Regions from separate parts of the Homo sapiens genome. Here regions 2, 3, 4, 5, 6 and 7 are each linked to region 1. Evidence: chromatin loops called from intact Hi-C (ENCODE). Cell type or tissue: mammary epithelial cell. All regions are shown on one strand. Links, peaks and the distances in the headings refer to the core of each region. The heading gives the core; the rest is flanking DNA. Region 1 overlaps LOC105374660 (a long non-coding RNA gene). Region 2 has its middle 280 kb from the start of LINC01194. Region 3 overlaps LINC01194 (long intergenic non-protein coding RNA 1194). Region 4 overlaps LINC02220 (long intergenic non-protein coding RNA 2220). Region 5 has its middle 250 kb from the start of LINC02220. Region 6 has its middle 12 kb from the start of DNAH5. Region 7 has its middle 200 kb from the start of DNAH5-AS1.

Evidence for each region. A loop is a pair of places that touch in the nucleus more often than their neighbours do. Peaks named below come from ENCODE experiments on the same cell type or tissue, not always from the same donor. Only the 100,000 strongest peaks of a DNase experiment are listed, where the experiment ranks them.
Region 2: a loop joins it to region 1, with 17 times the contacts of the local background. A loop is called at or near these places in 13 of 110 quality-filtered maps.
Region 3: it touches region 1 in a loop (18-fold over the local background); 7 of 110 quality-filtered maps call a loop at or near these places.
Region 4: it touches region 1 in a loop (13-fold over the local background); 2 of 110 quality-filtered maps call a loop at or near these places.
Region 5: it touches region 1 in a loop (2.7-fold over the local background); 2 of 110 quality-filtered maps call a loop at or near these places.
Region 6: a loop joins it to region 1, with 21 times the contacts of the local background. A loop is called at or near these places in 8 of 110 quality-filtered maps.
Region 7: it touches region 1 in a loop (5-fold over the local background); 3 of 110 quality-filtered maps call a loop at or near these places.

The regions. Positions count from the first base shown.
Region 1 is chr5:13,476,884-13,481,474 of GRCh38, forward strand. The region is part of intron 4 of LOC105374660 (a long non-coding RNA gene); the gene reads right to left. Among named protein-coding and RNA genes, the nearest start is that of DNAH5-AS1, 380 kb to the right of the region's middle. In mammary epithelial cell, for the core only: a CTCF peak has its summit at 2,187; DNase peaks (open chromatin) are centred at 468, 588 and 2,158; H3K27ac peaks cover 1,294 bases.
Region 2 is chr5:12,290,343-12,295,077 of GRCh38, forward strand. No RefSeq gene overlaps it. Among named protein-coding and RNA genes, the nearest start is that of LINC01194, 280 kb to the right of the region's middle. In mammary epithelial cell, for the core only: a CTCF peak has its summit at 2,470 (motif pointing right); no DNase peak of the experiment used is centred there.
Region 3 is chr5:12,702,485-12,707,219 of GRCh38, forward strand. The region is part of intron 2 of LINC01194 (long intergenic non-protein coding RNA 1194); the gene reads left to right. Among named protein-coding and RNA genes, the nearest start is that of LINC01194, 130 kb to the left of the region's middle. In mammary epithelial cell, for the core only: a CTCF peak has its summit at 2,669; no DNase peak of the experiment used is centred there.
Region 4 is chr5:12,900,488-12,905,222 of GRCh38, forward strand. It overlaps LINC02220 (long intergenic non-protein coding RNA 2220), which reads right to left. Exons shown (of 5, transcript NR_147005.1): 4 at 1,459-1,607. Among named protein-coding and RNA genes, the nearest start is that of LINC02220, 130 kb to the right of the region's middle. In mammary epithelial cell, for the core only: no CTCF peak of the experiment used is centred there; no DNase peak of the experiment used is centred there.
Region 5 is chr5:13,276,243-13,280,242 of GRCh38, forward strand. No RefSeq gene overlaps it. Among named protein-coding and RNA genes, the nearest start is that of LINC02220, 250 kb to the left of the region's middle. In mammary epithelial cell, for the core only: a CTCF peak has its summit at 2,104; a DNase peak (open chromatin) is centred at 119; H3K27me3 peaks cover 219 bases.
Region 6 is chr5:13,955,169-13,959,168 of GRCh38, forward strand. It overlaps a transcript of DNAH5 not described here. Among named protein-coding and RNA genes, the nearest start is that of DNAH5, 12 kb to the left of the region's middle. In mammary epithelial cell, for the core only: a CTCF peak has its summit at 2,086 (motif pointing left); a DNase peak (open chromatin) is centred at 2,103.
Region 7 is chr5:13,657,888-13,662,622 of GRCh38, forward strand. No RefSeq gene overlaps it. Among named protein-coding and RNA genes, the nearest start is that of DNAH5-AS1, 200 kb to the right of the region's middle. In mammary epithelial cell, for the core only: a CTCF peak has its summit at 2,428 (motif pointing left); a DNase peak (open chromatin) is centred at 1,094; H3K27ac peaks cover 1,649 bases.

The sequences.
Region 1 (4,591 bases), core at 1-4,000:
CATCTCCGGAAGGAAAAGGAAGTGTGTGTGTGTGTGTGTGTGTGTGTGTGTGTATGCATGTGCACACGTGCACACACACATGCATAGTCAGGTGTGTCTTGTGCATTTATGAGTATTCCTGAACAATTTTAACTTCTAAAATGTCACAAGAGTTTGGCTTCTTGTTTATCATTTAAAAAAACCAACTAGATACATTGATCCAGGATGCCAGGATGAAATTTAACTTTCCATGGCACTACCAAAGTAAGTGGACAATGCTGCGGGCTGCTGGTCACCAGTATCTGCATGCCCCCTCTTCATCTTCACTTGGGTCTCTGCTCAAATCCATCACCTCCTCAGAAGCTCACCTACGACTCTCTGATGAGGGAACACACACTCCCCCTGGCCAGGTTAATTTGATGAGTCAACCTGGCTCGGCTACAGTGCCCAATTGTTTGGTCAAATACTAATGACGATGTTGGTGGGAATGTATCCTGTAGATGTGATTAACATCTATAGAGGACTTTAGATAAAGATTACCCTTGATAATGTGTGTGGGACTTATGAAATCAGTTGAAGTTCTTAAGAGCAAAAACTGAGGTTTTCCCAAGAAGGAATTTTGCCTCAAGACTGCAACATAGAAGTAGTGCATTACATCAGCACCATGTGGGAAAGAAAAAAAAATAAAAAGGAGTAGTAGTACTTAGGTTTCCAACCCACCTAGTCTACCCTACAGATCATGGACTTGGCAGCCCGCACAATAACAACCACATGAATCACTTCCTTACAATGTCCGTCTCTCCCTCTCTCCTTCTCTCGAAATACATATATACTTTACTGGTGCTGTTTCTCTGGGGAATACTGACTGATACAGCCTGCTATTCTGTAAGTTTTCCATCTGACCACAGATCTGTCTGTAAGGCAAGGTCACTATATTGAATTGACCTAATCCAATTTGGCCCATCAAGAATGGTCAGATACATTTGATAAATATCACTTGTCTCCAGCAATTAAAGTTACATGGAAGTTTTAAGCCTTCTCTTCTACTACCTGGTTACCAGGGAGTTGTTACAATGAAAATGTGTTTTAGATGAAATAAATATTTTTAAAGCAAACTTTAAACAAAATAAACAGATTTTAGCCTACGTATAGACATACATTCTATTGGTTCTGTTTTTCTGCAGAAGTCTTACTGATACATCCCCTTTCTCTAATTCATCATTCTTCCTAACAATTGTCAGCACCAGCTAAAATACATATGTGGATGTTTATATTTTACTGGTACCTAGGACAGTGTCTGGGACCTAGAAGTCATCCAACTTATACCCATTTATGGGATGCATGGATGAGATGCTGACTTTCCCCAGTCACTGAAATGCTTTACATGAATTAATTCATTCAACCCTTCCTTCCAGCTAGCTCCTTATGAGGCTGATGTCACGTTTTGCTTCCATTTTTCAGGTGCTGAAACTTGGTTGTAGCGAGGTAGAGGGACCCCCCCCAAAAGTCACATAGCTAGCACAGGCGAAGGTGGCCATTAAACCAGGAAGCTGGTCCCCGGAGCCCACGCTCTCAAACACCACATTCTAAATCCCCTTGTGGGAGTTTTCAGCTTCAACAGGATATTGTTTAGAGAGACAATCTTTTTTTTTTAAGTTAAAACCACTAATCACATGTATTAATAAGGTTAAAATATTCTGTTAATTCTGTGATCTTGGGAATCTCACATGATTTGGAGGCACTCTGTTAGACTAGAAATGAGAAATTTTTAATTTAAAGGTGAAAAGAGGAAAAGGGAGTTGAAAAAAAGGAACATTCAATATCATCAGATGTTAAATAGACTTCAGTAAAAATAGTTTCCAAAAAATTAAAATAGAGCAAATTGGCTCACTGCAAAGATTCTAAAAGTAAACAGAGCTGAAAGATCATGGGAGATGTTTGAAAATGAAATATTTCTATCTTCACAAATTATCCTAGTGAGGAAGAAACCAATAAATAAGGTAGCAAAATCTAACAAGAAGGAGGCAGAGGCACAGGGTGATTCTCTAGCAAGCCCCAGAATATGATGCACGATAGAAATAGCGGCCACAATTAAACATTTTCCCTCTGGCCACACCTTCCACCGGGTCGCAGCTTCTGGTTCTGAGTCTCCAAGCCTGCTTAAAAACTGACCCAGAGTTTCTGGAACTCTGTCCCCACCTAGAGGCCTAACAGTAAATAAGAATGAAGGAATTGTAAAATGCAGAGCCGCAGTGCCCAGCGTGTGGCAAGCTCAGTAAACATAGCTATAATCATCACTGATAAAACAGCCTTTAATTATTCTGTAAGCACTTATGAAAGGAAGGGAGCATGCCTAGGAGCCAATAGCAAGTATGTCAGCCATGGAGCTTTCTCTTGGGATACTGCGTCTTGATGTCAGCAACATTTTTGACAAAAATTGCATGGATAGGTTTGTGGTCATCATCAAAAAAAAAAAAAAAGTATGCTGGGTTGTATGGTTAGTTAGCCTGATAGCTGAATAAGCAATGGTGTCCAAACATTGTGGATCTCACATAATACCTGACAACGAGTTTCCATGGTACTGGCTGGCAAGCGACAGATACTGCAAGGCTGGCATAGGTCTGCCCATACCTGATTGGAAGGCAGGTATCTTTATCATTAATAGCTTCTCACTCTAAATGTTTTTCCCCCTCTCTTTACTCTCCTCCTAGGCTTATGTCTAAACTTATTTTGCTACTGGGATAAAGGGGAGAGGAGTCAGCCTCTGTAACAGAGGCAAAGTTACATGTCCAAACTACATACACATCTGACAAAGGCCAGCTGCAGAGACCAGAGGGGCCAGAGCTGGTATTTGCAGATGGCAGCGTGGCCTCAGGCCCCCAAGTGAGCACTGCCTATAAAACTGTCTGACCTTGGAGGTGTACAGGGTTGGTGTGCTATGGTCAACTCCTCACCCCCAGCAAGGGGTCTACCCCAAAGTCTTTGTGTGGAATTCCTTTGTCTTTGGGGAGATTCTTTGGGGGCTGCCTAGAAATCAAGACCTTCCCTAGCTACATATGTTGCCACAGAAAAGTCGGATTTCCTGTCCTACCAACCTAATCCCCACAGGAAATGGGTCGGACTTAAGGTTCTGGAGATGGCCATGATCTTCTCCCAACCAGCTCTGCCATGTTTCTATCTTCTATAAGACTTCCCTGGTGCCATTGGAGCTTGTCTACGGGTACTGCCACGGAACAACCACCAGATGAAATTAAGTCTCAGGCCCCAAGTTCAGAAACACCACAATCTTTAGGGGAAATATGTCGAGTGGCCCTTTATCCAGTGATAAGAGAAAGAGCCACTGCTCTCTGAAGACCCTCAAAAACATTCTGTTCCTAAAGACCCCTCATTTCCCTTCCAAATCTCTGTGAAGTCATCTCCTTAGAGTGTAGGGGGGAGACACAGTGAGGCTGTCAGGTCCTTCCGTAGTTCTGGCTCAGGTTGTTAAGGTCTCCGTTGAGCCCGGACATTCACAGTCAGTGCGAGACTGGAAAGCAGCATTTAATGTGTCAAGTTATTGCTACAGAAAACACTGTATATGACCACATTACACCTGCTTAATACAAGTAAACAGTGGGATGTGGCTGCCATTAGCTATATGCTATAAAGATAGTGAACTGTTTATTGTCACCCAGGCCCTCTGCTCCCTGGCCCACCTAAAGCACTGTGCTGGGCGGACCAAAATGCCTTCTCCTTGAAAAAGAGTTTGAGAAAGCAGAGACCCGTTCGGGATTGAGTGCTGTCAGGAAGGAAGGGGGAGGCAATTCAGAGCTCTGATCTGTCATTTTTCCCTAGGAGTAGGGAGGATTTAAGAGCCCACTGCTGTTAAATCACATAGCACAAGCCCAAGTCTTATACTCTGCCTCTCCTAACTGCCTCTTACTTAGAGGCCCCATGTTTCCTCTGATGCTTATTTTCCCACATTGACACAAGTTTAATAAACCTAACTTTGACTCTAGTGAATTTATGGCAATCTTTGGCTAATGCAAATGGAAAACCAGACACTGTTGATTGCAATGTATTGTTTGAAGAGGATCCCTTGTCTTCTCAAATTTCACTGTGCATATAAATCAAATTGCGGTCTTGTTAAAATGCATACTCAGATTCAACAGGATGACGGGGGTGGGGCCTGAGAGCTTGCATCTCAAGCATGCTCCAGGTGATGCCCTTGCTCCTGGCCTGAGGCACACACTGAGTAGCAAGGATCTGGTACACTGGATCTCAAACCAGATATTTTTTTAAATCACCTGGAGAGCTGCAAAAAAATTACTGAAATTTGGATCTCACTCCCAGAGATTCTGATGTAATTGCCACCATCAAGGCAGATGATTCCAATATGCAGCAAAATCTGGGAAATATTTTCTACTATCTTATCATAGAGTGTGGAAGGCATTGAGGAGCTAAAATAGCAATTGCAAAGAAAACTGTACAGATAAACCAGGGCATGAGAAGGAAGAGAGAAAAGATGGAGAATTTAGAAGCATTTTGCATTTCTGGGATCGCAGAAGTAAGAAAGTTGAGCCAGGAATAGTGGGATGCTAAGTAAGGTTATAGGTCTGGCTAGAGTGTGCTT
Region 2 (4,735 bases), core at 441-4,440, 1.2 Mb before region 1:
GTTAATTCTGATGAAATTGACTGGGCCAGGGTGTCTGCAGCTGAACATTAGGAGGTCCCCAAATAATTCCAAAACGCAACCAAAGTCGAAAATGTCTATCATGGAAGATTCCCAGAAAAACACACTTCTTCATCAAAACTGATAAAACATTGACTACTGAGGTATTTGGGGATTTAGCATGCAACCATCTATCATATTTTGACAAGATAATTGATGCTATGCATGGGCAGTAGAACCATGTAGAAAGAAGTTTTGAATGTCGAATAGTTATCAAAGCAATAAGAATGTTGGGCAAAATTTAAAACACCACAAGTAAAAATTTATATTTAGTATATACATATTTTAGTTATATGTTAACATATACTAAGCCATTTATTCAAATATAATCATGGGATGGTTGAAATCATTCAATAGAAATGTATAATCTTAAATTCACTGAGATTACTCAATTTCTTTAATTTATGTAAAATCATGTGAAGTACATGGGCCTTGGAATTCTAATGATAAACCAAATCCAGACATTGCTTTTGGGGATTTCAAGGATAAAGTACATAAACATAATGTATGAGAATGCGTTGGCCCGTCAACAAAATATCCTTCTATTTTTACATAGCAAGAAAAAAATCATCAATTCTCCAGTTGAATGGAAAAGTGAAATATATGTAACTCCACATATATGTAGCACAGTTGCATACAATTGTATACATATAATTATTGTATTAACAAAGATACATAAAATTATTGACCATATAATAATAATTATATATAATTACATACATATATATATATATATATATATATATATATATATATATATATAAAATAACCATGCCCACTTAACATTTTTATCCAACTATGTGAAAACATTTACTATGTTGAGTTGTAGGGTGACAAGTCCAGGGTAATGCGTGGATCTGTAGTATCAAGATTAAATTTAATAAGTACTCTGCATGCAACCAAATAAACAAATGAAAACAAGTAGATAGAAGCTGACTGTGTGCCTTGATATCATGGATCCAGACTATAGGATATAGATATAACATCAACTTTTGGTAAACCTTTCATTTTCAACACTTTGCAGATGAATTATCATATACATTTTGAAAGAAATCCCAATGGCACTCCTTAAAATATTTCTGGGTTTTCAAAAGTGAGGCTTTTGCAAAGATTCTCACCTCTCAATATGTCTAATTACTCTCTTTGTGCATTGAGACCTACCAGGCTCTTTCAAGATTCAAAGCTAAAGTTAGAAACTCAATTTCAAATGATATCAAAGCCTGTTCTGATCAGCACTTTGGTTTTTAATATACAATGAAATGCTTGAAAATCTAGGCAAATTATCATGTTAAATCATAGGCACCTGTCAATGTTTCAGCCTTTTAAACACATTTTATTGCAAGTTATTGAGATTATAGCAGTTAACTGTGAATTTTCAGTTTTACATTTGTATGAAAATTAGAAACAAATTAAATACTAGAGACAAAATGTGTTGGTTTGTTTTTATGAGATATAAGTATTATTTGGTATCTTATACCCAGTAGTGTATCTGCATTTCATCACTTAAAGCATTTTTACTTTGATTCGTCTGAAACACAAACACAAACACACTCACACACACAGTGAAACTATGAATGGTGATATGACTGATTAAAAAAATCTCTGATTATGCCTTGGAATCAAATCTGTCATTTACTCAAAAGAATCTTGTTCTTGTACATAATTGCATTCATTTATGACTAGCAGAACGCCATTAACATATTTGTAGTTTCTTTTAATTTCAGAAAAAAATATTGCATGGGACATACTTTTACTAAAATTTCTTCTTTGCTAATCTGAAGTTCTAATTTAACAAGAATCCTGTATGTTATTTGCTAAATCTGACAAACCTACTAATGGTAGAGAAACTTTGGAAGCCACTAAGATATTCATCGATGGAATATTTTAATACAGCAAACACATATATAGAACTTAAAACATGTCACACACCATTCCAATCACTTTGCACATTTCTCTAGTAAATTTCTTGCATCTTGAATCCTATTTTGGTGTGTGCTTCTCAGAAGATCCGAACTAACACAGAAAATCTCTTTGTCCAGCTTGTCTAGAATGTTGCTCGTAATGTTAGATATCCTTCTTATGCTATGAATTAATTACAGCTCTATAACCATGCCTTGAAAACTCTGGACAATATTGGAGGTTAGTGGTGTGTGTTATCCTTTTCCCCTCTCCTAATGATTTCTCCACCTGGGAAACAGACTGGAATTAGCAAAGCACATTTCCACCTGACTTGGGTATTATACTAGTGATTTTTGCCTTATGTATCATATGCCTCGATATTTATTGTCATGAGATTTTATGCGTTTCGTCACTACCAATCATCCCAGATGTAAAATAAGAGTGTGCCAGAACACCTGGCAAAGTATAACAGCGATGTTTCCTTAACTCTGCTGGGGTATCCATAAACTTCAAACACTAGGGGGCAGTAAGGCAGTGTTATTCATTTCTACAGACTTGAAACAACTCTGGAAGAGATTTCCCAAGCAGATGGTCAAGAGAGCTATTTTGATGAGGTTTAATTTAATTATTATTTGACGCTATTTCATGTTGAAAACTACAAAAAATTTTTTACAAGCACCTTTCTAAATGGTTCTATCATTTGAAATTCTGTAATTTCATTTGTTATTAAAAAATAATGTATTGATTAATTTGAAGACGTGAGGAGGAATTCTTTAATTGTCAAAGAAAAAAGTACTTGTTTGTTTTCAAAAAATCATCTTTTAAATGTCATGTAGAGTTATTCCAATAACATAGCATTCTGGAAAAGCAAACTAATTGGTACAGAGAACAGATTTGGTGCCCAGAGGATGAAAGTGGAAGGAAAGAAATTCTGGAGATAACGAAACGTCTGTATTCTAATTGTGGTGGTGAGTATACAACTATAGTTTTGTCTAAACCTACAGAATGTACACTAGAAAGTGTAATTTTACTGTATACATGTAAAAATAAATTAATAGATGCATATATGTTGTTTGTTGCCCAACAATTGTATATTTTGATATTTATTGAAATATTGCTACTAGATCATGGAAGAATTTACTAGCAATTAAAGCACAGTTAGCCTTGCATATATCAAACAAGGGAATTTCATATCCAAGAAAGAAGATATAACAGTGCAATATAAACAGTCTATGAAATAATTAAATCATCATTTGTATAAGATGAGTTTATTTATAAAATAAAAGAAAGAAAACTTGAAAATAATTATACGAAAATCCTGGAAATGACAGTATAATATTTGAAGTAAGAAATAACTTTTCCTAACTGATTGCTGTGTGTTGAAATATTACTTCTAAGTTACTAAAGATTCTTTTAAATTGAATCCCACTTTCTAGCCCAAACAAAATATAACAATTACTGAACAAAAACAAAAACAAAACAAAAATCAGCTTGGTAAGCTTGTGGACTTGGTCAGAGTTCACTGCAAATCTAATTCATAGGGATTACACCATAAGACAGACAAGTGCAATTACCATGGATGCTCTTGCTGAAAGTATAAAGCATCTAAAAGAATCCACAGCTATGACATATAGAATGCAACAGCCTAGGATATTTCATGCCTCAAAAATAAGATGAAATAATTATGAAAAACATTGAAATAGGTCTAAACATTATTTGTATAGGAAACTATTATTAAAAGGAAATTGAAAAGTAGTCATACAGTAATCCCTAGATGTGAGAATTTAATATTTGAAATAAATATGTTATATGAATCAACTAATAAACACTGTTAAATAGACACTCAGTGAATTGGAAAACTGATGTGAAGAAATCACACAATAAAACACTGAAATATAAAAAGAAAACATTAGAGATATTAGGTAAGTTGTAAGAGATATGAAAAGAAAATGGACGCATGAGGGGTGCCTGTCCATATGGATAAGACAGGGCTATAGATGCCCTCATCTTGCCACAGCTCTTCTAGGCCTCTTTAGGGTTAAGGCCTAGGGTTAAGAATTTCTGGTCAAACCGGTTGTCTAGCTTCACGTCCTGTTTCTATGGATTGTTTGTAACCAGCTTTTGCTGCAACTGTTTCTGCTGATTAATATCTTGCTAATCATAGGTTATGGAAAGACGGTGTTTCTGTTTTAAAGCTCTGTTAGAAATTACTGATGCACACACTATATTGTAAATTCTTACCTCTGTATACCGTACTTCTGCATACAGATGTTATGTTAAAGAATTACTTCATCCCCATGTGACCATCACACCTCATAATCAAATGACCCTAAATCCCTCACTAATCTACCCTCGCCCTCACTAAACTTAATAATAAATGCTGGTATATCCAGTGCATCGTTGGCACTGTGGGACCAGAAGGCAGTGACCCCCCTGGACCCAGCTTTCACTATCTTGTGTGTGTCTATTATTTCTTGACCTGCTGATCCGCCTGGGAACAAAGAGAGACCCCCACTGCATTGTGGGCTGCTGGCCAGATCCCACAATACTATTCTACTGTTTAGTTTTATGAGATAAACTTTTTTAGATTTCATGTATGAGTGAGGTAATGCAGTATTTGTCCTTCTGTGCTTGGCTTATTTCACTTAACATAATGTCCTCCAGACTCATCTAACCTGTAAAAAGTGACAAGATTTCATTCTTTTTTAAAGCTGAACAGTATTTCATTGTGTAAATATACCACATTTTCTTTATTCATTCATCCATTCATGGACACTTA
Region 3 (4,735 bases), core at 384-4,383, 770 kb before region 1:
TAGACATGGGGTCTTTGCTCTGTTGCTCAGGCTGGAGTACAGTGCCACAATCATAGCTCATTTCAGCCTCAGACTCCTGGGCTCAAGCATTCCTCCCACCTCAGCCTCCCAAGTGGATGGGACTACAGGCATGTGCCTCCACACCTGTCTTGTACTTAAATTTTAAGTTAAATTGAGTTAAATTTAATAACTAGATAATTTCAATTATACAATCATCACTACATTTGCAAATACATCTTTTCTACAGTATTTAAAATTATCTGTTTTAAATAATACAGACGATTTTTTCTTCTTAATCCTCCAGAGTAATATATTGCATAATACATTTAAATATAATTGGCCTGAAATTTTTAAATTTCTTCTGATGGAAAAGATATGTAACTAACTTAAATATTTCCAGCAGAAATATGACAAAGACTATTGCAATAATCTTATCCAGATTTTGCATAGTTATGTTTTAAAAATCTGAGGTAAATTTAGGAATATTTTGATTTATTTTTTCCTTTACTTTCAAATATATCAGCTTTATTTTCATATGTAATCAGAGTGCTTTGAGAGCTCATATCTTCAGGTGACGATAATACCTTAATTCTGAGGCTTGCTAAAATACAATATACTTTGCTCACTAGGAGAAACCACTCTTAGTAGCATCATATTTTTTCTTATGGATACTTTCCTCCCTTTCAATATCTTGGAATATTTAAATGGCTCTTACGTCTACCAGTAGTAGTAGTGGAAATCAGAAGTGATCAAAATTCTTGTTATATTTTGAGGGCTGGGTAAAAGAATTTGCTAATGGGCTGAACATGGGATATGTAAAAAAGAGAAGTGTTTTGAATGAATCTAAGGCCCTATTAAATAAAGAGATGAGATGTCAAGTCTTTATATATAAAAATAATGCAAGAAGAACAATTTAGGAACTGGGAAGAACAGGATATGTATAATCATGATGTCATCTTTCATAGAGAAAAATACTTTTTCATGTCTACTAGAGATAGAATGAAAATACTTCATAGAGGATTGTTTAATAATTTTATAAAATGTTCAAGGGATGTCAAGTAAGTTATTTTTATGGAACTGGAATTCAGGAAAAACATCTGGTTGGTCTGGTCTATACATTTTGAAATCATTAGCAGTTAGGTGATACTGAAAATTCTGAGACTCGATTAGACAACTTACAAAGTGAGTATAGATAAAGAAGAGAAGAATCATTAGAGAAGGTCCTGTGAGGGTAAAAAGATGGGGAGAAAATGGAAAAGAAGACTAAAAGGGTAGTTATAATCTGGAGAATAACAAAGGAGAATGTGTTCTGCTGCTATGCAAATGAAACGTTGATTTAGAAGAGAAAAATCCAACTGTATTAAATGAAATTGAATAGTCAAATACAACCTTCTCCTACTTCCGATTTCAGCTGCTCACTTCTATGGTCATACCTTAGCCTTGTCATTAATAATACGGAAATCCTTCAATTATCTAAATATTATCTCCCTTTTTCATGCCAACTTCTCAGTTTCCACCTTATTGCTTCTATTATCCCAATTTAACTTTCCTTCAATGATACTAGGACTCATAAGCCATTAGTTTTATCACCTATTTAATGTATCACAGTCTCATATTCCTTTATATAACATTGATTATGTGGTTAATCTTATAATTATTCCCCTACCAATACCAACTTCCCTGTCCTACCTTGTGTATTGCTACATTGTATCTCTGGTTGAATTCAACTATATGCCTGTCTCATGCTTGTGCCCTCAGTGCTGAACATGGCTGGAGAGGCACAAAGGACAGCAGAGACACTTGGCTGTCACTCCTCACTGGTCAGTTACTTCACAACATATGCAGACCGCTTAGGGCCCAGAATTTGTGCATTGCCTTAGGAAATTCACTCTCCTTTCTCCTGAAGATATGTAACAAGATCTGTCATATGTCTTAATCCTACATTGCCTTCTCTTCCTACTTAATTGGGAAATAATGATAAGCTTTCTTCTGTGTTCAATGAGAAACTAGGAAACAAGAAAGCCATAGTATTATCCAGTGTCACCAAAGTTAAACAGGTTTCTTCCAGAGTATAAGCCACTGAACTTCTCTTTTTTATTTTTATTTATTTTTTTTAGAGCATTAACTTTAGAAAGCTTGTACTAGTAAATCCTTTCTCTGCCCATTTGAGATGTAAATCTTTTTTAAAAGCCTCTAACCAGTTCCAAACCCAGGAATGTCTTTCTCAAGGACCTGGGATCCATCTCTTGGAAATGTAATCATCAGGGAAGATAGAGCCCCTACCTCCCAGCCTCTGTGGGAGAAGAGAAGCCTAATTTCAGCAGGGGTGGCTTGCTCCAAGCTGTTAAACTACTCCCTGTCACGAGGATAGAAGAAAATTTACTTATCTTTTTTGGCAAAGCTAATGGAGAAACGTGAGGGGCCTGGTGATGGTTATTACTACATCTCTGAAGCTAGGAACTATTGGAACGCAGATGCCCAAGTCAGAAGCTCAAATTCTCTCTCCAGGACTGCCACCACACATTTCTGAAGGGCCACTACAAGTCAGAAAAAATATATAAAAAAGAGTAGGAAAAGTCATTTTCTCTCAGATTGGGAGTCAGATCTCTCAATCTGAAGGTAAGTCAGTTGAAGAGAGAACCTGAGAAATGTGATCTTCAGGCTTACCACTGTGGGGCGCATAGCATGCTAGAAAAAAGTAAGTATGAGGTTTAGAAGTGGAGAAATATACACTTTCCAAAATAGCCTCTGGATATTTAGTATTTAACCACATTTAAATGTACCCTTCTATGCATAAATAAACTTCTGTACCAGAAGAGCAAAAACATTATGCATCTACGTAACAGGAAGCAACTGTCTTTGTGAAAAAACAAGGACACACTTAACTTGCCCTCCAAAGTTGAGACAAAATACCTCAAGAGACCCTGTGTTCATTTCTGGTTATGTTAAATACCCCTCCTCTTCTAGTTCGTTCCTCATATAACCTGCATATTCTGTAACATAAAGGGAAATTACAGAAATGATCACAATCGTTGATATATACGGCGCGATTGTGTAATTTGTCTTTGAACGCTTTTGAGAGTGAAAGGATATAATAACTACTCCTGGATAACAAGCAGTAACTAGCAATTTTCTGGGCAAACAGGTATCTGTACTGCACTCTTTATATAAAATCATTTTAAAATGGGAAAGAAAAATTTGATTATATGTTTAAGTTTATTACAAATATGAAAGGAAATTTACATAGAATTGACTATTTTTATATAAATGGCCATATTTGATCTTTATCACTTTTCTCTTCCATTATGTTGTATTATTCTCAGCAAGTACATCAGTAAATTGTTACTTACATAATGGGGCAATTCAAATTTTAGTTTTGCAGGATATGAGACATTGTTGCTATTAGATTTATAAGGTTACTGTAATCCTAAGAGTACTAAAGATCCCTCAAGAGGATGCCCTGAGTTCCAGACAGATTCTTTATGTGCATTTCTCCTGATAAACACATTTAATTATACCAGGGTTTACAGGAATCCCTTAATTTCCTGTTGGCTCAGTATCAAAATGGTCAAATATTACATTATAACCGTAAAGAATCATTGTGAGCTTTGAAATAAATCTTTCTTTGGAATTAAAATATCAAAACCACTAAAATTCAAAATATTAGGGAAAGATTTAAATGAAGGTACTGTTACGTATAATAACATAAGGCATTCCCACTTAGATTTTAATTTCATGTATTCTGGCTTTGAGAAAAGCCATGCCAAATGTTGCTCTCTAACTTAAATAATTGATTATGTTCTTGGGGTAACAACTGAAATTTCTGCATTTCACATAGCTGCAAAATGATTTTCTTGTTAGAAAGCAATGTTGTATAGGACAGGATAAGAGTGAATTGCAGGAATTCTGAGAAGATGGTGGCAATATAGATGGAAATGTTTAATCTTCCCGGACAAAGCAACTGGAATAATAATTAAAAAAAACTACACGGACAACATTTGCAACAAACGAACAAACAACTAGGTCTGTTTCAGTTATATATTGCTGCAAAACAAATCACCTTACATATAAATGCCTTAAAACACACTTTGTATTATCCCTCACAACTTCACAGGTCAAAAATTTGGGGAGGGCTCAAGTTAGTAATTCCACTGTATGTTGCATTGACTGAGGTCTCTTAGTGATATTCGACTGGCAGCTGGTCTGATCTGAAGGGCCAAACACATCATCCCTTACATACCTGTGACCTTAAAAGGAAGGGCTGAAATACTGAGGTCAGCTTGAACTATCAGTTAGTTGACCTACTCAAGGACTGTCCTTCATATTATCAAAAGGGAGAAAGATTTCCTATGTGATAGCTCCAGGCTTACAGATGAGCATTGCAAGAGAAAGAAAATAAAAGCTAGTAGTGTCTTGAGGAATGGTATGGTGTCATTTGCACCATCTGCTGTTTATTTGTCTGAACACTCATGAGGACCTCCCGAGTTCAAGGTACAGAGCATAGACCTCATCTTTTGACAGAAAAAAAAATGTTAAGAAGTGACAGCCATATTTAATCTGCCACACTAGGTGACAACACATGCTAATAAATGCCAAAATATGAGCAGGTAAGAATAAAACAAAACCAAGACAATTATTGCATTGTTACGTTAAAAGAAACAGGAAAGGCAGAAGTGCTTGTGATGTCCCAGAGAAAGAGAACCCCCAAAGTGCTGTTGCAGTGTCACTGGAAATT
Region 4 (4,735 bases), core at 398-4,397, 580 kb before region 1:
GGGTGGAAAAATATCAATAGACTGGATGAGGTGGCTCACGCCTGTAATCCCAGAACTTTGGGAAGTCAAGGCGGGCAGAACACGAGGTCAGGAGTTCGAGACCAGCCTGGTCAAGATGATGAAACCCCGTCTCTACTGTAGATACAAAAAATTAGCTGGGTATGGTGGCAGCTACTCAGGAGGCTGAGGCAGGAGAATCGCTTGAACTCGGGAGGCAGAGGCGGAGGCTGCAGTGAGCCAAGATCGTGCCATTGTACTCCAGCCTGGGTGACAGGGCTACACTCCATATCAAAAAAAAAAAAAAAAAAAAAAAAAAGAAAGAAAAACAATAGTATTGGTGAGTTTGAAGAATATTTTAAAGGGAAAGTAAGAAAGTAGCGAGCACACAAAAAATAAGACATCTTGTTGGATAATGGTCTATTTCTTGTTATATACAGTTTTAGAGAAGGAATAGGAATTTCATAAGAAATTTGAGAAGACAGATTGGATCTGCAGCCATCAACTAAGGTACCCACACTCAAGTCTGATGTTGAACGACTTTTGTGTATCCAGTTATCTGAAGACAGAACAGATAACCAACTATCTGGGGACTCTCCTTCTAGCTGGGGTACTTAAATACAGCCATTTATGATTATAAGAAGTTTTGAAAAAGTAAGAACTTCCTTTCCAACTGAACAGAGAAAAAAGAGAACTTTAGGGACCTACTTTTGTTTGTTAGAGTATAAGAAATAAAGTGGTTTTGCTAGATGAGCGTAAGAGGTCAAGTCCTGTGGGTCCACGTGGTTGTTTGTGCCAAGGCTGTATAGAAAAAGAATGTTGGCCAAATAGCAAACTCCTTGGTGAATGGCGTCGAGAAACCAGGAAGTGTGTTGGTGTCAATTACAAAATAAGAAAAGTATAGTTAGTATCAATATTCAGAAACTTAAATAAGGATAATTTCATGGCCAAATGAAAAAAAATCATCATTGAGAGAAAGCAACACAGAGCATCACTGTCTATGTTCTGCAGTGTGTCATGTCATGAGCACCCTTACTACAGAGACTGACAGGAATAAGAGGCAAGTTCGAACAGAGGGTCTTCAACTTCCCAAGTGACATTTTAAAGGTCCCAGCTGATGTCATGTGCCTGACAAGTTAATAGACATTAACCTGTGAGCAGTACAAGAAATAATCTTCTTGAGAACATGCCCTGGTGTCTCCAGAAAAAAATTTTAGTAACAAGAGGGGTTGTGTGTCGTGTAGAATGTGGACTCATCTTATGGACTTCTCTCTACTAATGGGGCCTAGGGATCTCACAATTTCATATTGAGGGACAGGCATGCCTTTAGAGAAGATTGTGAAAGTGGCCTTTCAGAGGAACTCTTCCCATACAGTGGACAGCAAGATTTGCAGATTTGTTCCATGAGTCATCCCAGGTTGCTTCCTGTCTCATCCTCCAGAACTAACTGCTAGTAGTTACCTGTATAAATAGTTGAATCTTCTCCCTCTTCTCCATGTCCACTTTATTTCCTCAGTTGTCCTCTTGATGTCTCACCTGGACTATTGTAGTAGCTTCCAGGTTGATCTACCTCTGCATATACATGCTCATAGCTTTGTATCTGTTTTGAACTGAAAAGTTTTATAGAAAGGAACAATGAAATGATTGAGCCTGACAAGGACAGAGGATGGCCAGTGAAGGGACACTGTGTACCCTCCAGTATAGTCATTTTAAACTACCACCTATCACTTTGGACCAATTTTCCCATATCTGACTCCAATTGCCATTTTCTATTCTTTAGATTTTATTAAAAAAAAAAAAAGCATAGAGAGAAGGCTAATTTATCACTACCCTGGAGTGATTTCTTAGGGGAAAAACACCTGCAATACTTGTATTTTCAAAAGAGAAGACTGTTTAAAGTTTTTTTTTTTGGAGATAAATACTTCAGATGTGCAACATGGTACACATAAAAAGAATATCATATTATAAATAACAAACTTCATATTCTTGTTGTTTTCCTTTCTATATCTTACCTCTTGCTCTCTCAGAGATGTTCACATCAGGAACAAATAAATGAAAGGAAAGACTAAAATAAAATTAAAGAAGAAAATAAGATATATACATCTATGTGTGTGCATGTCTGTGTTGTGTTGTTAGCTTTTGACATGTAATAACTCTCCCCAAAATCTAATGGGTTAAGATGATAACTAATTATTTAGCTCACAATTCTTCTTTCTTGTACTTTTGACCTAATCTGGGCTTGGCTAATCTCGTTCACTCATCATCTGCAGTCGGTTGGCAGGTCAGCTCAGGGTGGCTGGTTCAGGATACATTGCTTCACACTCATGTCAGCAGGTTATGTAACTGCCATCAAGAGCAAAAGGAGAGACTGGACCATGTGTCACTCATAATCCAACAGACCGTTTCAGTCTGCTCATGCAGCAGCAAAATTCCAAAGGCAGCAAGAGGTTTTCCAAATCTCTCCTTTCATCAAGTCAGCTTCTGCCTCACGGGCCAAAGTCCAGAATTAGTGTGAAGGGCACAACCCAATGTGTGTATCCATTTAAAGAGCATCAAATTAATATGCTACAAAAGAATAAACTTAATAAATGTTGTGAAAAACATCTACAATAGAAACCAAAACATTGCTTTGTTAAATTAATGGAGATCAAAATAAATGGAGACATATTCTATGTTCATGTTTTAGGAGTCAATGCTGTAAAATGTAATTTCTCTCCAAAGTAATCAGTGAAATTAACACAATCCCAGTCACAAACGCAGCAGATTTTTTTTTTTTTGATGAACTTGGAAAGTTCTTCCTAAAATATGTATGAAAATTCAAAAATGTCCAGTTGTCTGGAAAAACAGTACTGTTGGGTAGCCTAAATTACCTGACATCAATAATTATTATAAACTAATTCTAATCAAGATTATACAGTGTTAGCATTAAGGAAGGAAAAATGGATTAATAGAACCAAATAGAGAATACAGAAATACAGCCACACTTACACGGCCACATGATATTTGACAAAGATTCCAAAGCAGCACAGAAGGAAAATAAAAGATTTTTCAGCAAATATTTCGTGACAGCTGGACATCCATATGGAATAAAATTAACCTTGAACTCTATCTCATTCTATGTACAAAAAGTAGACCATATGCCTAAACTTAAAAGCTAAAGCAAAAGGAGCTTAGGAGAAAACTAGTTTAGTAGGTTTTTGCCATAATTTCTAGTAGACAACATTTTCCTAGGACACAAAATGTAGTAAAAATAAGGGAAAAATGGATAACTTAGACTTCATCAAAACTAAACAATTTGCTCATCAATCGTCACCCTTAAAAATATATAAGAAAGTCACATTCTAGGAGAAAATATATGCACAACATAGTCTAGAAACATCCCCAATGGGCAAAAATTTGAACTGTTTCATTAAAATATGTAAATGACTAATAAGCACTTTAAAAATGCTCATGCTCAACACCATTAGTCATAAAAGAAATGCAATTTAAACCACACCAAGCTACAAATCCCACAGAAAAGCTAAAATGAAAAAGACTGAATGTACAAATGTTGGCAAGGCTGTGGAACAACCAGAACTCTCATCCATTGTTAGTGAGAATCCCACAGAGTATAGAAGTTAATTATTGTATGCCTATAAAAGATCTTTAACAAGCAGAATTCATTTAATGTTAAAAATTCTTCAACTTGCACTTAGCATTCTATTATCATTTTTCTTTTCGTATCCTAAATGCTCGTTTCTGATTTATTACAGGAAGCTGTATTCTCAACACCACTGGTGGCCTTGATGTGTACATGCACATGAGACAGATCCTTATTAACTCTTTAGAAACTTTCAGTGATACTGGAAATAGGAAAACCTTTAATTTGCTCATTTATTTGTGTATTTTCTGTGTACTAAACTTGCTACTGAAGACAACATTCTATTTTATGTCACCTAAACCTCATGCCATCCAAGTAAATTACTGGTAAATTCTTCATCCCAAAGGATGATTCCTGCTTAATTTATATAAACAGAAAACTTCTAGGTTTAGTGGACAAAAGACTAATTTGAATTATGAAAACAGAGAATCACAGCCCCTCAATCAATTTCCAGACTTGAGCCAGTTTACAAACCCAGAATCCCTTGAATGAAGGGGAGGCCGGGTCCCCTTGAGAAGGACCCCACTGCACTACTGACAATTTATTCTGTTAATTTTTCCACTAGCCATCCCCAAGGAGACCTCCAGCCTTCTACCAGGGTAACTGTGCACTGGGGAAAGGGAAATGATCAGACATTTTGGGGACTATTGGACTACTGGACTACTGACACTGATTCCAGGGGACCCAAAACATCATTGTGGTCCTCCAGTTAAGGTAGGGGTTCCTGGAGGTCAGAAAATTAATGGAGTTTTAGCTCAGTTCCGACTTACAGTGGGTCTCCAAACTCATCCTGTGGTCATTTCCCCAGTGCCAGACTGCATAGTTGGCATGGATATACTTAGCAGCTGGCAGAAACCCCACATTGGCTCCTTGAGTGGTAGGGTGAGGGCTATTATGGTGGGAAAATCCAAATGGAAACCATTAGAGTTACTGATACCTAGAAAATTCGTAAATCAAAACCAATATCGCATCCTTGGAGGGACTGCAGAGATCAGTGCCACCATCAAGGACTTGAAAGAAGCAGAGGTGGTGATTCCCACCACATCCCCATTCAACTCTCCCATTTGGCCTGTGCAGAAGATAGATGGATCTTGGAGA
Region 5 (4,000 bases), core at 1-4,000, 200 kb before region 1:
ATTACATGACCTAGATGGATGATACAAGTAGCTGGAATGTCGGCCTGGTGGTAGATAGATGTGTGAGTAAATTCACAGGGCTCAAGCAGTCATCCTCTGCCTTTGCACAGAGAAATCTGTTGGTTCTTGTGCACTCAGTGGAGCATTAAATAACCAAAAGGGTTAACCTGCCTCTGAATCATTTAATTTCCCACAGGCACAATCCTGTTACAACAAGCACCTAATCTCTATAGTGTACAAAAGCTTTCCAAATCCCACTAGGCCAATGGCTCACAAATTTCAAATTATTTTCAACACAACAAAATGTCACTGAAACAAGATAATTAATTCTATCAAGGTACACATTGATTAAGCAGATACAGAAGGAGTTAAGGAGATGCTGGAAAAGTTCTGTTTTGCTGAAATGTGTGATGATTGAGGTCATGCAAATAAATAATGGACTTAGAGACTTTAGAGAGGTTTACTGATGGCTGTCTTGGTTATGCAGCATACTGCCACAAATAAATTCTGTCTGGTATGTTCTACTTGAACAGTGTTTGTGTAAGGATCTTTCCTGCATGTTTGTTTTGTTTTGTTCTTAATTTCCATTGTGAACCAATAGTTTCATAAAATACAAAATATAATAAAAATGAATTACTATTAAAATAAAAAAACAGGCCGAGTGCGGTGGCTCACGCCTGTAATCCCAGCACTTTGGGAGGCCGAGGTGGGCGGATCATCTGAGGCCAGGAGTTTGAGACCAGCCTGGCCAACAGGGAGAAACCCCATCTCTACTAAAAATACAAAAGTAGCCGGACGTGGTGGCGCATGTCTGTAATCCCAGCTACTTGAGAGGCTAAGGCAGGAGAATCACTTAAACCCGGGAGGCAGAGGTTGTAGTGAGCTGAGATCGTGCCATTGCACTCCAGCCTGGGCAACAAAGAGCAAAACTTCATCAAAATAAATAAATAAATCAAAACAAAACATATAAATAAGCTCAAATTTTTAAATAGTTTCAATGGACATATTTCAACAAATTTTTCAGTTGAATATTTGAATATTTTGTTGAAATACTTTGTTCAAATATTTCAACAAAAGAAAACAACTTAAAAACCATAACCTTGTTTACTTAAGATGTGCACATGGGCAATTAATAGAACTGTTGTTACACACAAATTTCTGTTACAAAAAAATTGCTGTTACACATACCCGGAAGTTATAAGTGATGTACTAATTACCTGTATCAAATGCCTGGACATACCCTTTGAAGGAATACCAGGCATATCAATGTTTACAGTTTTCAACATAATAAAAAAGCTTGCTTCTTTATCTATATATTCTAAATTAAATTGATCACAAGGCTATTTCTGGGATAATGTATATCAACTCTTTTAACGGCTTTCTTTTAAAAACAAATAAAAACATTATTCATAGAGAATTTGGTTACATAGAGGCATATTGATGAGAAAAGATTTTAAAGCAATTTCTTGGTATAAATTTCAATAAATTAGTCTATAAGATTTGTTTTCAATTTAAATAATCTTTTGATGAAAACAAACCAATTCTGGGTTTCATATGTCAAATTCACTTGAAGATACCACACACAGTAACGAGCTCCTACTGCGTGTGACAACTACAGTTTATGCCATAAGTACCATATAAGAAAAGTTCGACCCACCTGAACCCATCTAGATCTATCTGTTCAAGGAAAAAAATACATTGAACATATGTTTGGATATATTAGTAATATCAAATTCCCTTAAGTTTCTGAAGTCTTACTCTTAAAGCATCTATTTATCTTATCAGTGGACAGCTGCCACTCCCCGAGAAGCACTGAACTAGAGAGTGCAATGGTCTGGCTAGAACGCATATTTCACAGAGACACAGAAGACTCTGGCTGTCACTTAAAGCACCAACAATCTATATTTTTGCACATTCTCCCCTTTTTTCATCAGGAGCTTCTCTCCTTTATTCTCATTTCAATTTGGCCTCATTTCCACTCTACTCCACTAAAACTATTCATTTGCTCTAGTATCTTAAAATGTAAACATTTAGTGTGAGTGAATGTATTTCTATAGGAAATTTGAACTAAAGAAATGGCTCTTATGGACCACTAGGGGCAGTAGACAGAATAGGCAAGATTTGAACGAGCTATTCTCTCCAATTGGGTGAAGCCATCTTGACTTTGACAGGGACTGCCAGGAAAAGGCACCTTTACGTCACCCTGGAGAGGATTTAATTTTCTCAATGGAAATAAGAAAACTACTTTTTTCATTGTTGTTTCTTTTTCTTAATCTGTTATTCTATCTTAAATTAATTCCCCCCTTCTAAATGCTCTAGGTGGAATTTGGGACTAACTTTGGCAGAATTTGAGACATTTACATCCTTTGACCTTTAAGATTAGCTGGGTAATTGAATTGGTGGAGGACTGCACAAAACTGGCTGTGCAAAATAAATAGGTACTTCTTTTATTTATAAGTGATGGAATAGCACTGCTCATAATACTTGCTGCATGGTATATACAACACTCTTAAGCATGTCTTTATTAACTACTAACAGTAGGTCTGAACTACTTGAGTAGCTTAACTCAAGGCAGGCAGTTGTACACCTTGGTTTAGGGTAGGTATGATTTTCAGTTCATTGTTCCTATTTACCTCTTTGAAGTGCACATTCAACAACTGCAGAGCTAAGGTGCGACGTGGAGAGTCTTGGCAGATGGAAAGAGCTGGGTTGTCATGCATGGCAGTCAGAAAACAAAGCCAAGTACCCTGGCAAAGTATGGTGTCTCCATGACCTCACTCTTACCAAAACAGACTGTATCCCTTTGGAATCTCTTCTCTGACCATTGTTTGTTTTCTTTGGAGGGGTTTGGGCTGTTCTGGAGATAATATGATTAATCCTAATTAGCATTGGCTTCAGAAATTAAGCTCATTGGAAGGGAAGACAAGCCTGGTTTACACTCTCCTATAATTATTCCTTCAGGATTCCTTATATTCTGCAACAGCTCTACAAGTCCACCTTTTGCTCCCTATTTATGTGTTATAAAAATTATCATAGTATTTAAAAGACATTCCCATTATCTGACAAAATGTACATTGCTAAAGCCAGCAGATTCTATGGCTCATGATAAGCCAAAGTGTTTTATTTCATTTGTTTCCAGGTTAAAATGCACTGTGAGAGAGATACTTGCCATTATTTTCATGAACAAATTCCCGGAATAAATTACTGCGTATCTATGAAGTGCAGATAGGTTTCCTGGCTTCAAAAGGTTCTTAGAATGCTTCTCTGGTAGCAAATAAATTTAACTTATTTTACATATTATTTCACACAGAGCATTGAATGAAAATATTAGTTACAAAAGTATTATAATTAATGTTCCTATATTTGTTGGGCAGATAATTTTAGTCTTCACAGGAGCAGTTAATAATTCTATCAAGTAAGAACTAATTCCTGCACTTTGTTTAAACTATTTAGTTTTAATCATAACAAGTTTCTTCCATGAAAGGCTATCAGTGTAAAATACTTGAGAGGACAAGTGTATAGTTACTCAATTATAGAAGTATGCGATGTTCTTAAATTAAGCGTTGAAAACACAGGATCCTCTTTCTTATGCTTTAACAAACCTACTAATTTAATGTCCATATTAAATGCTCTATTTACCCAGAATTTCCCATCTCTAAATTACTGAGCAATATTGAACATCAAGACATCTCTCTAATACTTAGAAATAAGTGATAACATGAAATATTGGTTCTCTTTAGAGTAGGACAGAGAAAGCAAAAGGGAATATACATTGATCTTCAATATTAGATATCTCCCAGGCTACAAATTTATACTTCAGCACTTCAAATAAAATGTTTTTACCCCTCTCCTTCTTTATCTTTCATCACTCTACCATTATTCTGCATTAGTCCAAGGGTTTTTTAAAATCAATTTTAATAGGATAAAAAAGAGGAATGGTATAACATAAACTTTTTATCCACAAAGTCAATAAGGTACTGTGGCCAAAGGAAGGAAGATA
Region 6 (4,000 bases), core at 1-4,000, 480 kb after region 1:
ACAAGAACTGGTTGTTTAAAAGTGTGTGGCACTTCCCCCCTCACTCTCTCTCTCTCCTGCCACCACGGTGAGATGTGCTTGCTTCCTCTTTGCCTTCTGCCATGATTGTAAGTTTCCTGAGGCCTCCCCAACCGTGCTTCCTGTTAAGCCTGTGGAAACATGAATCAATTAAACCTCTTTTCTTCATGAATTACCCAGTCTCAGGTATGTCTTTATAGCAATGTGAAAACAGACTAATACACCAAGAGAACTCAGCATCCTCAGTGGGTTTCACTGCCAAACAAAGAATGGAAGAAAACAGGGTGTGTCCAGCTCATTACATAATAATAACAAATGTAAAGAAACAAAAATTGGAGGGGTTAATTCACTGAGTGATGTAGAGCAGTAAGAGAAAATCTATTGCTTTTTTAATCCAGGAAATACACAAAGTTGAAAACAGCAGTCTCCTAGGAGAAAATGTGAGGCAAATATGACTAAAAGAACTAAGGCTGAAGGCAATTTTTCTCCAAACTGTTATCCTCATTTGGGAATTACTTTTTTCTCTTTAAGAAAAAAAAGAAAATTAATAAAATGGAAAACATTTTAAATCACAAAAGTTTGTCCTACGGAAGGTTTTCAAAATAGTAAACAATCTAATTAGAGTTTATATTTCCCTAATTAGTTCTATTTAACTCTGGTAGAGATTAAACCTTTTTAAAATCAGTTCAAAACTCTTATTTCAATATTAAATTTTACTCTAATATACAGGAGAAAAGCAAGACATGAGGGGAGGGAAAGTCCTTGCCAAGAGCGTGCAACAATGAAGAAAAACAGAACAAGAATCTCCTACCTTCCCTGCAAACCACCACCGCTGTCCACGCTCACCAGTGGGGTGGTACATGCTCTTCCCTAAATGCACTTTCATAGGGTCTGACACACACTTCATTCCATCTCTGCTGGTCACTGTCCCATTCACGTGTCAAGAATCTGTTCCCATGGCCCTTCCTCTATAGCATTCTTCCCGAATCTTATGATTCCCTTCTCTGAAATTCTACAGCTCATTCCTTGAATCTAATCATTTTCATACTAAATAATAATTACATTTTAGAAATAAACTTTATGCTGGGATATTTTTTAAAATAAAGACTATGAATACTGTGACTAGCACAATATCTGCCATATAACAGGTGCTCATTAAATATATGTTGAATGGTAATTTTTAAACATCATCTATACTGTGTATAGTCATCAACCAAAACTATTTTCTCTCATTAAGTAATACCTCTATTCTGTTTTTATCCCCTTGAAGGTGTCCTTTTTCATGCCATTGTTGTTCTCATTTTTGTTATTGTCTTTTATCTTTGTTAACTTGTTGCTATAGATAGTGAGTTATTTGAGGATATGCAGTAAAAGAACTCATAAGTAAGTGTAAAAGGCAAATCCCAGCCCCTCCTTTGAGTGTCACTCTGCCCATGCGTGCCCCTAGTTAGACAGAAGAGAGAAACTGCTTATCCTGCACTTCTACGTTCCTCTATTAGCAGAGACCGAAGTGTGAGGTTTACAGCATGATTCAACTGCCACATTTTTTCCTGCATAGCAGGTGCTCTTTTTTATTATCATTTTATTGAGTGATTATCAAATGGGATAGAATTGCACACTGAAATTTCATGAACTGAATTATTCATAAAAGTGAATTTCAGTATACTGAGCATCAACTTACCATGGCTCAGCTAAGGTTCACAAATATTTTCCTTACAGAGAATTGTTGTTGCAATTTTATTTGTAGTGCAGGGATGTCAAATTGGCAAAGTTCTACTATTAGTAATGGATCTACAGTCCATGAAAACAACACTGTACCTCAATCAACAGACAGGTTTATCTAGCTTTTTTCTTTTTAAGAAGAAATCCTCAGATTCTGGTTACAAGATTTACAGCATTTCAATCTCATGCCCTATAAAACCTTATGTTCAGAGGTTAATAAAATGAGATTAATCCAGAGATACTGCATGTTGAATTCTTTTCTCCCTTCAAGCACAATATGCTAAACAAAGCACAGTCTACACTACAGAAGGAGAGACTCTGGAAACAGCTGACTACTAGTGGAGGTTAGCTGCCATCCAGTGGCTGAAAGTATAACTCACCCATTAACCATTAGCTTGAAGAGCTAAGGAAATACAAAACAGACCCATGTCTCATGAGTACATCAAAGGTTATCAATTATTTACACTTATTGTCTCATATTTACAAAGAAGACAGAACAGTGGGAAAGTTACTGAATGCTTTAATGAAAGAGAAGCCAGTCTTCTCTTTTTCAATTCTAACCCACAAGAAACTTGTCTTTATGTTCTGATGATTTCCCTTTCAAAAATTTCCAATTTAGACATTTTCTCTATCTATATCATATGGCCCAAGTTAAATAATAAAATAATTATAAATAATAAAATATATCTTACTGTGTGGAAGATGGTACATTGAAGAGGCAAAAACTTTTATCTCAATCTTTAAAGAGGAAAATATGTAAATATATCCATATAGTAATCCCAATATTGATAGTTACATAGTGAACTCTTTGAGTTGATTTTGATCATTTCCTCTCATTTAAAATGTAACATCATCTTTTCTTTAAGATCATTAACTGCTTTTAAGTAATTCCAATACCTGTATTTTTAAATATACTTTATTATTATGAAAATAATAAAAATTGATTGGAAAATAGAAAAAATCACCATAATATGAACACTATTAACATATATTCTTCTACTCCATGAGCAATAAATATTCTAGCTCCCGTTTTCTTAAAAATAAAATACACACATGTATATGTATATATGTATATATACCTTTATTTTTAGTTTAAAATGTATCATGTACACATTCTCATATTATTGAATATTCTTCAAAATATGATCTAACGATTGCATAGCATATCAATTACATAGGCCTTGATTTATTTAGCCAATTTTTTTTTTACTTTTAGATTGGTTCCAATTTTTCACTATTATAAATAACAGTATAATGGATATCCCTGCATACAAATCCTTGGTATAAATCTCTATTTATTAATTTCAATAAATTATTATAAAATTCATCTCTCCAAAATTATACTCTTTGATTTCCATGAGAAATTTAATGTAATTTTGTTCATCTTTACAAATATGGTAGATGAGAAATGGTAAGTTGCTGTTATCTTCTTGCAAGTTTAATTTGCAAATCTTTGACAAGTGAAGCTGAACATGTTAAAATTATTTACTGGGTATTTGTGTTTTGTTTTGTTTTTATTTTTGTAAATTGCCTGTTCATGTCCCTTCCTATTTTTCTTCTGATAATTTTCTTTCCATTGATTTTATTTTTAAGACTGGATAAAGATAACAGCACACATCCAGAAAAAGGAATAGGTGCCTCAATATTACTCTTACATAGAGTAGAATTAAAGACAAAGGCATTAAAGATTTGGACCAAGACAGCCATTTTATTTTCGTAAAAAGTAAAATTAACTATGAATATATAGTAGCTATGTGCCAAAAACCAGTACTAAAATAAAATAAGCAAAATCTGTTAGAACTACAGGTAACATTAACAAAAACGATAGTTAAAGGATGTTCTAATAGAATGTTTTAACAGGAATATACTAAACCTTAAAATCTCCCCCAAATTATTATCTTACAGTGCCATAGATAGTTAACAAAATTAATCATTAGAACACACAAAACCTTAATGCATTTTAAAGAGAAGTCACACAAATCACAAGCTCCTACAATGTTATGTCAGAAATTAATCATGAAGGAATTTTATGTTTCTCAACAGCCTTTTTGTTGTTGTTGTTGTTGTTGAGATGGAGTCTCCATCTGTCACCCAGGCTGGAGTGCAGTGGTGCGATCTTGGCTCACTGCAACCTCCGCCTCTCAGGTTCAAGCAATTCTCCTGCCTCAGCTAGAATTACAGGCATGTGCCACCACGCCCAGCTAATGTTTGTATTTTTATTAGAGACGGGGTTTCACCATGTTGGTCAGGCTGGTCTCAA
Region 7 (4,735 bases), core at 355-4,354, 180 kb after region 1:
CCCTTTTAGAGCTAGTATGCTAAACTTACATCATTCACCAAGCACAGAAAGAATACCTACCCTGGGCTTGCTTTAGATAAGTGGCTGTCAAAGTGTGACCCCTGTACCGGCACATAGATCCTACGCACATAGATCCTACTCAACTCAGTTCATGTTGGGTGTTTCTGAGGCATTAGGAAGCCCAGGGTTGGAGGCCTTTTGAGTATCTAAATCCCTTCTCCATAAGGTAGACTTTCCCATTGTGGTACAGTGCTACTGATCCTGGGACCTCTTTACATCAGTGGTTATGAACCCTATTTGCACATTAGAATTTCCTAGGAGTCACCTAAAAACTAGGAGTCTCTAGCCCCACCCACAAAGATTCTAATTTAATTGCTGTAGGACAGGCCTCAGGCATCTGGAATGTTAATAGGATGAGAGTGATGAAAACTACTGCCTCATACAGTGCTCATGGAAGTATCCATTGGGATAAATACCTCGGAAACTGTTTTCCAGTAACCATGAACTAAACAAATGGAGATCCTATGATTCTACCCCCAGGCACACAACTAAAGTAGTGCATGCATATATGCACAAAAAGTCATGTACAAGAATGTTCAGAGCAGTATTATTTGACCTAGCATCAAATGGAAACAACCCAAATGGCCAACAGTGAATGGCTAAATAAATGGTGGTATATTCATATGCTGGCATACTATACATCAATGAGAATAATGTGCTAATGCTACACACACAAGTTGAGGAATTTCAAAAACATAATACTGAACAAAATAAGACAGACACAAAAAGGTACATGTGTTTGATTTTATTTTTGTAAAAAAAAATCCATAATGATAGAAGTCAGAATACTGGTTATTACAGGGAATGGTAATAACTGCAAGGGGCCAAAAAAGCCTCGGGGGTGCTGGCAATGTTGTTTCTCAATCTGAGTGAGCTTTACACAGGAGCGTTGATGTATGTTGGTGCCTCTGAGTCAGAGATTACCAGGAACACACCTGTAGAGAACAGTTACTTTTCTTACTTGCTGCAGCAAGAGAGATCAACACTATGGTAAATTGTGGTATGTCTCCGAAGAGAAGAATTAGTCAAGCCGTGTTCTTAATGTTTTTGATGTTGAAATTAACCACAGGACAGGACAGGCAGGGAATGGTCTGAATTTGTAAACTGGGGAGTGTCTGGAACAGTCAGGCATCTTATCTTTAGAACACAGGATCCCTTTGGAGTCACTGTTGGGTCAGTTTACCCCATTGTCTTGAAATACACAGATCTGAATAGGCTGCAGTTCAAGGAGTTTGAATCTAGTCTACAACACACCGGATGGTTTGGTTTGGTTTGGTTTGGCCCAACTTTTCTACTTTTGCAAGTTATAGTGTAACCTCTTTTGAAAAGTTGATTTTCTGTTTCAATTCTCCATTCTTCTTCCTTCAGAGTTCTTCTGCCAGTAGGGCAAATTTTATCTTTATTAGTACGTATTTGTAGACTATGTATTAATATATATACATTTTATTGAATTTTACACTTAAGATACATGCACTTTCTTGACCTATATTATACTTGAATTAAAATTCGATAAAACCAAAAAAAGAAATAAATTTCCTCATTTCTACTCTGCTTCTCTTCTCTTTATGTTCCATGGTTGTTAGTCCATCTTCCCCACTGTAATGTAATTCCTTTTCAGTCCTGTGATCAGGCTGGATACTTTCCAAGTCCTCCTTGGGAATGTGGCCGCCTCTGAGCCTACACATCTTTCCTGAGAAACAAGCTCTCCTTTCCTCTCTAAGACCTATTCTCTCCTCTTCCCACAGGACACCCTCTGGTTGTGCTAGGATTTCTCACAACCCCTTACCACGGCCTCTCTCAGAGGAAGGGAAGAAGGAACACACATTCCACCTTAGGTTAGCATTATACTTATCTGTTCTATTTTCCTCTTAAGTTCCATATATTTCAAAATGATGTTGTTAATGTGGCTGTGCTGTTTATTTCAGAAACTTTCCAGCTCAGATTTTACCATCTGGGCTTCTCCGACTATGAGAGATAGATATGCACATACCCAACACCCACATACGTCTTAACACCTTTTCGCAACATCATAATATCTTCTGTGAGTGCTACCCAGGTACACATGATCTCCTGTTTTATTACGATATCCGAAACCAGGAGGCTCTTTCTCTCTATGATATCTCAGAATGCACTTTTTGTTACGTGGGGCCAAAAAAGAAGAGAAGAAAGCAGATTTTTTTTCTATCAGGAAATTTATTTCTTTCTTTCTTCATTCTTTTCTTTAATTGTAGATACACTGATGTAACATATTTCCCGGTAGAAAGAAAAGTTCTTATAATTTACTTAGCAGTGGTTATAAAGCTAATAGGAGAAGCCCCTTGTGAGGATTTGTAAGACTACTTTGCTGACACCTACTGGATAGGCTCTTTTACACGAACTATAAACTGCAAGTAAGGCAACAAAGATTCCCTACTCTAATTGGGATGCACAAAATATTTTTTAAATAATAAAATAAATAAAATTATTTTTATTCTTTGTGTAATCCAAATAGATTGATCTTCTTTTTTTTTGTTTTGTTTTTCTTTTGTTCTTTCTTTCTTTTTTAATTTTTTTCTTGGACAGGAAATGTATAAAGGCCAAAACATTTCACATTTTTCAGCTTGGAAAGAAGTTCCTCTTTTCTTTAATATGGTAATGAATGGAGAAAATCTATTTATACTTAACAGGCTGTACCTAAATTGTCATATTCCTGCTGATAGATCTCCCAGCTTAAAAAAAAAAAGATGAGATTTTAAAAATATTATGTAAATTAAACAGCTGGTTTCTACTGAGAAGTTAATGTGCTCTCTTCAGTCATTAAGTAAGGCCCTTTTATTCCCAACCAGACACTTATGAGCATCAGGAATTCCAAAACAAACAAGAGATTTATTTAACAGTTAACTAGAGCTAACAAAGTTCTAGTTCTTAGAGCTGTAAATTTAAACCCTGTAATACAATTTACAACTACAGTGGAGCTTAAGATTTGCCTGATTCAAAATTTTCATTTTTAAGTTAAGAAATAGAAAGGTCTAAGATGAGAATGACATAAGATGTTAGAGTTAAGCCTGGAACCTAGAACATGAATCTCAGGCCAGTGCTTTTCACACACTTTTTAATATATCATTGGCCCATAAATGCTGACTTATTTATCCCTTTATAGCAAACTTTTGCATACATATGGATTAAGAGAATTTCCTACTTCAACTCATTGGCTTATCAGATGCTAACTAACAACAGGGCATTTGATCTGGTGAAAAATATGGGGGAAAATGTATTAGTTATCTATTGATACATAAGCAAAAACCACAAACTTAGCAGTTTAAAACACCACCTATTTATTATCTAAGGGTTCTGTAGATAGTCCTGTAATTCCTGTGTGTCAGGAGTCTAAACATGGCTTAGCTGAGGCCTCTGCCTTAGGGTCCCAAACAGCTAAAATCAAGGTGTTGCCTGGGTCTGTGTTCTCATCAGAGGCTGAACTGGGTAGGACCTGCTTCAAAGCTCTGTCGGATTGTTGGCAGAGTTCATTCCCTTGTCACTGTGGAAACAAGGGCCTCATTTTCCTGCTGTTTGTAGGACAGGGACTGCCCTCAGCAACTAGTGATTGCCTAGAATTCCTTGCAATGTGAGCTTCCCCAACCAGGCTGCTCAATTCATGGAAGCTTGCTTGTTCAAAGCCAACAAGGAAGAAAGAGATCCCAGCTAACCAGTGCTGAAATTTTATGTAATATATATAATCATAGAACCACATACATAAAAATCACATAGATTTTTTCCATATTCTATTGGCTAGAAGCAAGTTACAGACCACACCCACACTTGAGGGAAGGGGATCACTTGTGAGACTGAACACCAGGAGGTGGGGATCTTAGGAGCCACTCTCAAGTCTGTCTGCACAAAAGAGATCCAAAAATACCAGACTCCCACTCATATTCAGCTTGCATTTAAAAAATATGACAGTGCCCACATATATAATTTTGCTTGGAAAATGCTAACTGGTGTATATTTAATTTAACCCGACAACACCTAAGTGCAGCCGGTGCCCTAACACATGGACACAGGAAGGGGAACATCACACACCGGGGCCTGTTGTGGGGTGGGGGGAGCGGGGAGGGATGGTATTAGGAGATATACCTAATGTTAAATGAAGAGTTAATGGGTGCAGCACACCAACACGGCACATGTATACATATGTAACAAACCTGCACATTGTGCACATGTACCCTAAAACTTAAAGTATAATAAAAAAAAATAAAATTAAAAAAAAAAAGAAATAGCTCCAAGGAAGAGCCCTGAGAATGGAGGCAACCACTGCCCATTCGCCATCACAAACTGCAGGACCCCACACTTCTTTTGGCATGTTCACACACTCCCACCACTCAGAAGAGTGTGCATGCCCTTCAGGAAGAGAAGGGAAATGTGGCAGAGGAAAGCTAGTTTCAAGAAGCTACAAAATAGGTAACATGAATAACATAAGCCCATGTGCATGAGCATTACAGACACATAACTATTTAAAGTTTTAAAACTAATTCTTCCACGGGGAGTATGGCCAGAATATTTACTGCCGATAGTATGCCACATGTTTTGAACACCTATTTCAATTGTCTTGATTACATTTTAAAATAACACCCATTTGAGAAACTTCTACCATGAGCCAGGCAGTTATAATCTTATCAACTTATTTGTCCTCCATTCA